2 separate regions of the Homo sapiens genome follow, and region 1 is linked to region 2. A link is a contact called in ENCODE Hi-C or POLR2A ChIA-PET data. All regions are on one chromosome and are shown on one strand. Each heading gives the region's core, a stretch centred on a gene start or an enhancer-like site at or near the end of the contact. The rest is flanking DNA. Distances are from core to core; before and after follow the strand shown.

Region 1 (3,928 bases), core at 1,429-3,928, 270 kb before region 2:
CCCTGCATTTACAGTGGTTCAGCATTTTGTGAACTGTGAGACACGATAAAGGAAAGTTCAATGTATTAAGGTGTCTTTCCTGGCCTTAAGAGTTTACTGTTTCTATTTGGGCAGCAAGAACTATATGGTAGGCCCAGCACTTTGGGAGGCTGAGGCAGGCGGATCACTTGAGGCCAGGAGTTCGAGACCAGCCTGGCCAACATAGCAAAACCCTGACTCTACTAAAAATACAAAAAAAATTAGCAGGCGTAGTGATACATGCCTGTAGTCCCAGGTACTCAAGAAGGCTGACGCACAAGAATCGCTTGAACCCGGGAGGCAGAGGTTGCAGTGAGCCAAGATTACACCACTGCAGTCCAGCCTGGGCGACACAGCAAGATTCTGTCTTCAAAACAAAACAAAATGAAAAAAACTATGTGGTATATTCAAAACAGATAGGAGTGCTTCCATCTGTCTCCTTTCAGGCCCCCATCTCCCTTCTCAGCGGTTCTAAGTTCCATTAGAGCCTTGCTTTCAGCAGGCTGTCATCAAATAGCAATGATATTGTCTAATAATGCCAAAGGTTGATTTGCATTTTAATCAGGGACTTTTCAAGACACAAAAACAAGTGGGCCTGTTTAAACAAAGTTAGAAAGTTGATTTATTTGCAGGGTTCTGATTCACCTATCACAAGGTATACCATACAAGCTGCTTTTACTCCACTCACAATCCTGTCACCCCTGGTTTGTAAAAGCTCTGCTTGCTGGATTGTCTCCCTGCTATCTATGATCGCCTACAGAGTAGACTCCAAATTCTTGGCTTGGTGTGCCAGGCACTTTTGAGCCTCATCTTCCTTACTCCCAGCCAGACATCCTACTTCCCAGCCTCACTGCACTTTCCATGTTTCCATAAACAGGCCTGGCCCTTTCACTCCTTGCTTTGCCCTTGTTTCCGTTCCCCAGAATGCCTTTCATCCTGTTCCCTCTTCTCTTTTTGGCAACTCCCACTTTGAGACACAGCATAAACATAATCTCTGTAGAACTCTTCCTATTCCAGATTTCTCCCAAATTTCTTGTTTTGCCTCTTCTGACAGCACTTTGTATATATGTCATATTATTGTTATGGAAATTAGTTTTGAAACTATCTTCCCCTACTGGCTTCTCAAGGGCAGAGACCTTGCATAGTCTTACCATACATGCTAACTGAATGCTTTTGCAGTTAGAATGATCAACAGGTTGGCAAATTTAGTTTTTGATATTGTGTTACCTCCCTCTGAGAATGCCCCAAGGTTAAGTAAAAACTCCCAACAGGGAATTTACAAGGTTTATTGTTGCTAATTTAACCAAACTTAAAGATTTTTTAAATCAATAATCAATTGTAAAGCATGGGGTCATGAAACACATTAGTAGAAAACACTGACTTTTGCCGATATGGTTCTAAAATGTCTCCTTTGGGACAGCGTGTAAACTGAGATTTGGCAAAAGAAGGAAGTGGGTCTTAGCTTTGTTGGGTCTATAAATTACTGAGTTAAGGACTGATAGAGTGGGGGTTAGGACGATCCTGGGCATAGTGCTGGGTGGGTGAGGGGTTAGTTACCTTTCCATTTCTTCGCCTTAGAATACACACTTAATTTGGCCAGCCAGCTTAGAAAATGCTCCTGGTAGTAAGATAAAAGGATTTACAGCTACATGAAAGAGAAAGGCATCAAAATTCAGGCCTTATTCAGCCTTGGGTCTGTGGTGCCTTGAGATAAAAGAGAAACAATTTATACCGGCACCGAATTAAAAAGTCCTTTTCTTCCTATCTTAGCTCGTTTTCTTCTCCTTTCCTATCTTAACATAGGGACATTCCTCTCCAGCAGCGGGCATAATGGCATGATTATGTTTTCCTCTATTTAGGGTTACTCCCCTAGCCTTGCAACCACTCCTTATTCTTTCATCTCTTTCAAAGTTTCTATTCTCCCGGACCCTTACGTTTTATTCCGTCCCTCCCTCTCTCCTCCTCTTCCTCCTCCTCCGTTTTCCCAGCTAGCTCACTCCGCCCCTCGCCGTCACTACCTTCCCTCCCCCGAGGCTCCTTCCCGCTCCTCCCGCCACCCCCCCCACCCCCTCGCCTTCAGAAAGCTCCAATCAGGAGCTCCGAAGGTGTCTCGAAGGCCCGCCCCCTCCTCCTATCCACTTTTCTTCCCCCCAATTTCTCCCTCCCCCCTTCCCCCCCCCACTCAAGTCCTGCGGACCTGGGGGCTTCGGGATCTGGGCGCTATGAAAAGTGTCTGCCCAGTCACTTCCGGTAAGGGCGCTGCGGCGCGAAGCTTCCCGCGGGACCGTTAAGGAGGGAGTGGGAGTTCCCGGTGGGCCAGGGAAGGAAGGCGCTGCCAGGAAAGGGGATCGCGAAGGGGAGCGGGAGCAGGAGCGAACTAGCGCGAGCGTCTGGGGCACTTTAGCCGCCCCTTTCCAGCCGCCCCCTCACGCGCGAGCTCCCCCGCCCCCCGGGCGGCTGCAGCGCTTCCCTCACCCCCACTCCCTGAGGTTGACACCGCCCCTCCCTCGGCGCCGCGTGACCGGAAATGGCGCCATCTTTAGCCTCTTGTGCTATTGACAATAACAAGCCCTGGTTCTTTCCCCCTCCCCCTTTCCCCCAACCACAGCCTCTCCCCTCCCAGGGAGAGGGAGAAAAGGAGGAGGAGCTGCAGCCTCACAGACTCGCTGAGTCGCTCCTGCAGAAAGGGGGGGAGAGAGATCGAAAAGCAGGGGAGGGGGACGGCACGGCCGTTTACCTGTCTGCCTCCTCATTCGCTCTCCCCCCTCGTTCTGCTCACTCCTGGTGTCAGCCTATCCGCCTTCCCAAACCCTCCCATTCCCCCGGTGTAGCCCCCCCCTTCACTTTCCTTCTCGTCCTCTGTGTTTCTCCTCTCTTCTTTCTTCCCTTCCCCCTCTAGCATTGCTACCTTCTCTCCTACACGCACGCAGGCATATAAACGTAGGTTTTTGATGCTCCTCTGCCTGTTGACCCCGCTATTTTCATGTTTCCAACAGGTTTTTCTTCCCCCAGTCCCTCAGCTGCTGCTGCTGCTCAGGAGGTCAGATCTGCCACTGATGGTAATACCAGCACCACTCCGCCCACCTCTGCCAAGAAGAGAAAGTTAAACAGCAGCAGCAGTAGCAGCAGTAACAGTAGTAACGAGAGAGAAGACTTTGATTCCACCTCTTCCTCCTCTTCCACTCCTCCTTTACAACCCAGGGATTCGGCATCCCCTTCAACCTCGTCCTTCTGCCTGGGGGTTTCAGTGGCTGCTTCCAGCCACGTACCGATACAGAAGAAGCTGCGTTTTGAAGACACCCTGGAGTTTGTAGGGTTTGATGCGAAGATGGCTGAGGAATCCTCCTCCTCCTCCTCCTCATCTTCACCAACTGCTGCAACATCTCAGCAGCAGCAACTTAAAAATAAGAGTATATTAATCTCTTCTGTGGCTTCGGTGCATCATGCAAACGGCCTAGCCAAATCTTCTACCACCGTCTCTAGCTTTGCTAACAGCAAACCTGGCTCTGCTAAGAAGTTAGTGATCAAGAACTTTAAAGGTAACCAAGGCCAAAATCCATAATCACCTAATAAGGATTTGACACTCGAGGGGTCACGTGCTCTATTTATGTTAATATATTAAACAGTTTGGAGGTGGCCTAATGTTTTATGCATAATCAATGAGGTGGAGGGGAGGTCCTTTTTTGGTGGAGGGTTCATTTTCCGGGGGTGGTTAGGATCCTTGTGCTGAAGCATACACCGGGTGTTTCTGTGCAGTATTTTGAGGTCTTTTTCAACCTATTGTATTTAATCTGTTATTCCTTATAACACTGACAATCGGTATGATTGATCCGGATTTTGCAGGTGAGAAATTTGTATTCTAAAGAGGTTTATTTATTTCAGGTGCATAGCGAGCCTTGGCATTGCTGGG
Region 2 (3,639 bases), core at 1,118-3,617:
CATTATTATCTGACTTTTTGATTCCAGCCATCCTAGTGGGTATGAAGCAGTATCTCATTATGGTTTTGATTTGCATTTTCCTGACATTCCAATGTTTTTGATCATTGGCTCCAGTCAAAGGCAATGGGCAAAAATTCAAATTATATTTACTGGAAGTTTCCTCTAATGACCACTACTTGCCTCTGAGTCCAGGCCCTCTGTACCTCCTGCTGCTGGTGACCTGCAGTACAGCATTTGACTCAAGTATTTGGGGGTACGACTGGATGAATATTTAAGAAAATCTTTCTGCTTATACTATACCTGCCCTAAGACATTGGCTAGTCCTCATTGACACCCAGAGAGCTTTGAGGAAGGAGGCTTTATTAATCTATGATGGTATCTGTTGGCCAACTTAAATGAAAGGCACATTTGGACCCTAGCACAGCTTGGATGGGTGAGAGCCAGCTGTCCTATTGTTGAGGCCCTTTAACATCATCTTTCCCTGTTCCTTTGACTTGGGTGAATCTGAACTTCCTCTCAAGACCTACCACCTTCTCACTCACCCTTCTCTATGTGTCTTGTGCCATTTCTCTTTTGTCTCATATTTCTTTCCTTTCCCCTCTCCCTAGTATAGCCATTAACTAGCTTGGAAAATCACTTTACCTTCTTGTACCATAGTTTTCTTTTCTTCTAAATGGATATAGTAGTAACCTACCTTTCAGGGTTAGCATGAACGTGAAATTAAATAATGGGAATGGATATGCCCTAAGAGGGCCTGGCATAGAGCAGACACTCAACATAAAACAATTTCCTTTTCTACCCCTTCATGCCATAGTTGGTAGCCCTTCAGATTACAGAGGTTGCCAAGCCCTGGCTGAGTGACCTTTTCTTGCCTCCCAATTGCCTTGTTCTTGTTACTCTTCTGGGCCTCAATGAAGAGTATCAGCCAGAGGCAGCAAATGGGCAACTATCACACGTCTGTCTTCATGTAGGGCACTTGGTGCCTGAATGCTTTTTGCAAAACCAGGAGGTGAGAAGGGCTGTGACCAGCACATTAAGCCTCCTCTTCAGCAGGATAATTATGATAATTATTCTGCCACTACCCAAACACCAAACATGGACAATAAGCCCTTCCAGGTGTGAGCATGAACACCCTCATTCCTTTCCAGCTAGACTCCAAGCTAAGCTAACAGGGCAAGGTACTTTCAGAACATTGAGCAGGCAGGAGTTTCATGTAGAAGTAGCTAGCTGATGGAAAGTCCTAGAACCTTAATGGGGAGGCCGGCTAAAAGGCAGGAGGCATTTGAGTGCCAAGTACAAAAGACGCTAAATCACATGTGTGGGGAAAAGCAGCCACTGAGATGATCGTAAATGGTGAAAGAAGTGGGGGCAGAAGGGAAGGAGACAATACATAAATTCCCTCTGCCTGGGTACTTCTGCCAAACCCCAAGGTCAATTTGCATAAGTTGTTTGTCCTGTCCTAAGGTGCCTTTGGAAGAAGCCCCCTACCACTCAGGGGAGGTTTAGCATCAGTCCGGAAAGTGAACAGCAGCTCCTGCCTGCAAGCTTCCAGGCAGCCCTGGCTTGTGTCTATTGGTTCTACCCCAACCCCCATGCATGAGAGCTCTCTCTCATCAGGAAGCTGGCCAAGCCAGCAGAGTAAATCGACTGTCCTTGAGCCCCATGTTAGTTTTCTGAGACTTGAACAGTGTTTTTGGAGTTCACTGATTTTATCTAATCTATGCAGTTGGGTGAAAATGGCTCACAGTTCAATTGAGTTAAAATCTACAGCAGCCTCAGGAGCTGCCCCTCCTCCTGAGGCTTGCTTCCTGAGCTCTTCCTTCTGAAAATGATGCGGAAATGACAGCAAGAGGTACAAGTCAGCCAACCATAGTCCTGTCCCCAGGTGATAATGAAACCTCATTGTTGGACTTGAGCTCTCTCTGCTTGAAAGTGTCATTTCATAATAACCTGGAGTTTTGCATCTTGTTCCCTGAGGACTGTTTACAAGAAGACAAAGGCCAGAAGTAAAAGAAAACCAGAGAGGAAATTTCAAGAAGCCCATTTCTCAATCAGTTTCATAATTTCTCATTAACCAAGTAGTCTAATAGAAAGTAATTTTTAAAGTATTTTTGTCTAATCTTCACTCAGTCTCCCTAGACAGGTGACTTTCAGAAATTAACCCAATCTACTGCCTGCCTGCTTCTGTGTGTGTGTGTGTGTGTGTGTGTGTGTATTCAAACCTTTTATTACCAAGTACAACACTTGCTGTTTTATTTTCCAAAGTCAAAACCCCTTTGTTTTGGTGTTTCCCTTTTCAGGATCTGAAACCACTCTACGCTAACCGGTGCCATTATGTTCCCAAGACATCACAGAAGGAAGCTGAGGAGGTGAGCCAGAATGAGGCTGCATGTCTTTACCTCCTGGGAAAGTCCCCTGTTCTGCCTGAAACACCCTTTCTTTTACTCCTTTTCATGGGCCTAAGTTTTATTTCTAGGTATGTATAGCTGATTTGTTCAGTGGGTCAGAGCACATTGCTAATGAGGCCATGGTCATAGGTTGGAGCCTCATGAGGCCTAATCAGTTTTACTTTGTTCTGTGGCCACAGGCTGACCCTCTGACCCCAGCCGGGAGCCTCCCCATATGTGGCTTTGATCCTCAGGGGGACAAATGAGAGTACAGAGGCCACAGGACATGACCCTCCCCCATCTCTGTGGATGATGGTTCAGTTGCCTGAACTCAGTGCTCAGTTGGAATAAAAGTGGAAGCCCCACCAGGGCACTAGGCCTGAACTACGGAGGCAGAGCCTGAGTTCCACACATAGGATGGGTCTGGAAGCCAAATGAGGGTAACTGAGAAGCCAGATCCACCTTTATGCTCTGGGGAGGCTGGGACTGTCAGCCTGGCCCCTCTCATAACACCTCCAAGAGGCCAGCCTAATAATGCTTGAGCATGCACAGATGAGTCTCTCTTCTGCCCCAAACAGCTCTCCTTATGTTCCATGTTGCCTCAAGCAGAGCTAGATGCAATGCGTAGTGAGGCAAAGTATGACTCCAGGTCATTTTTGGAGAGCTTTCATTTCAGTATACAATAATCCCTTCCCAACCCAGGGATTTCTCCATATGAAACTGTACCTAGGCTTCCAGGAATCTTGACAATTTTGTACTCTATTAACCTCACATTGAAAGTCAATCATTCCCAAATAGTTAGAAAAATGGTAAACTTTCAGTTGGGAAGAGAAAAGGAAGGCAATTGGATGTAAAATGGCCACTGCATTGCACAGCTTCAGGGGAAGCCATTTTACATAAAATACAATGTGAATGGGTGCCCTTGGAGTAAGGCAAAGCAGTCCTGCTCCAAAGGCACCATGGCAAATACTTTGATTATGTCTCTGCCATCCACTTGACTCCTTTTTCTTTTAACAACCATAAATTTACTATTTCTCTCACTGTTCTCAGGTTAGATAGGAGGAATAGAAATGCATATATGATAACAGCTTATCTGAAAGGCAGTAAGCATTTGGATGAAGGACCCAATATAGAAAAAAATGCCCATTTGCTATGAATATTCTCTATAACAAAGCAAGACAAATTTAGCAGCACTTCATTGCATCTGGATGGGGGAGAGAGCTGGACAATTTCTTGCTAACAAGAGATGGTA

Evidence for each region. Hi-C counts contacts between places; a loop is a spot of excess contacts on that map. ChIA-PET counts read pairs that join two places held with the same protein, here RNA polymerase II (POLR2A). Pooled maps may share reads with other maps.
Region 1: a pooled map shows a loop between it and region 2 (5-fold over the local background). The contact joins the promoter of CUL4B here to the enhancer-like site in region 2. A Hi-C loop is called at or near these places in 2 of 50 pooled maps. POLR2A ChIA-PET finds 5 or more read pairs at or near these places in 3 of 52 experiments (HEK293, HepG2 and WTC11).

Annotation. Positions count from the first base shown.
Region 1 is chrX:120,559,712-120,563,639 of GRCh38, reverse strand. CUL4B (cullin 4B) reads left to right here and starts at 2,678. Exons shown (of 20, transcript NM_001079872.2): 1 at 2,678-3,557. The coding sequence starts at 3,002. RefSeq lists silencers at 2,029-2,078, 2,379-2,458 and enhancers at 1,839-2,723, 2,432-2,726, 2,724-3,609.
Region 2 is chrX:120,285,884-120,289,522 of GRCh38, reverse strand. TMEM255A (transmembrane protein 255A) reads left to right here. Exons shown (of 9, transcript NM_001104544.3): 5 at 2,301-2,369. Among named protein-coding and RNA genes, the nearest start is that of TMEM255A, 24 kb to the left of the region's middle. Within about 2 kb of position 2,367, at least 2 of the 41 ENCODE cell types and tissues checked have a DNase peak (open chromatin) inside an H3K27ac peak, as active enhancers do.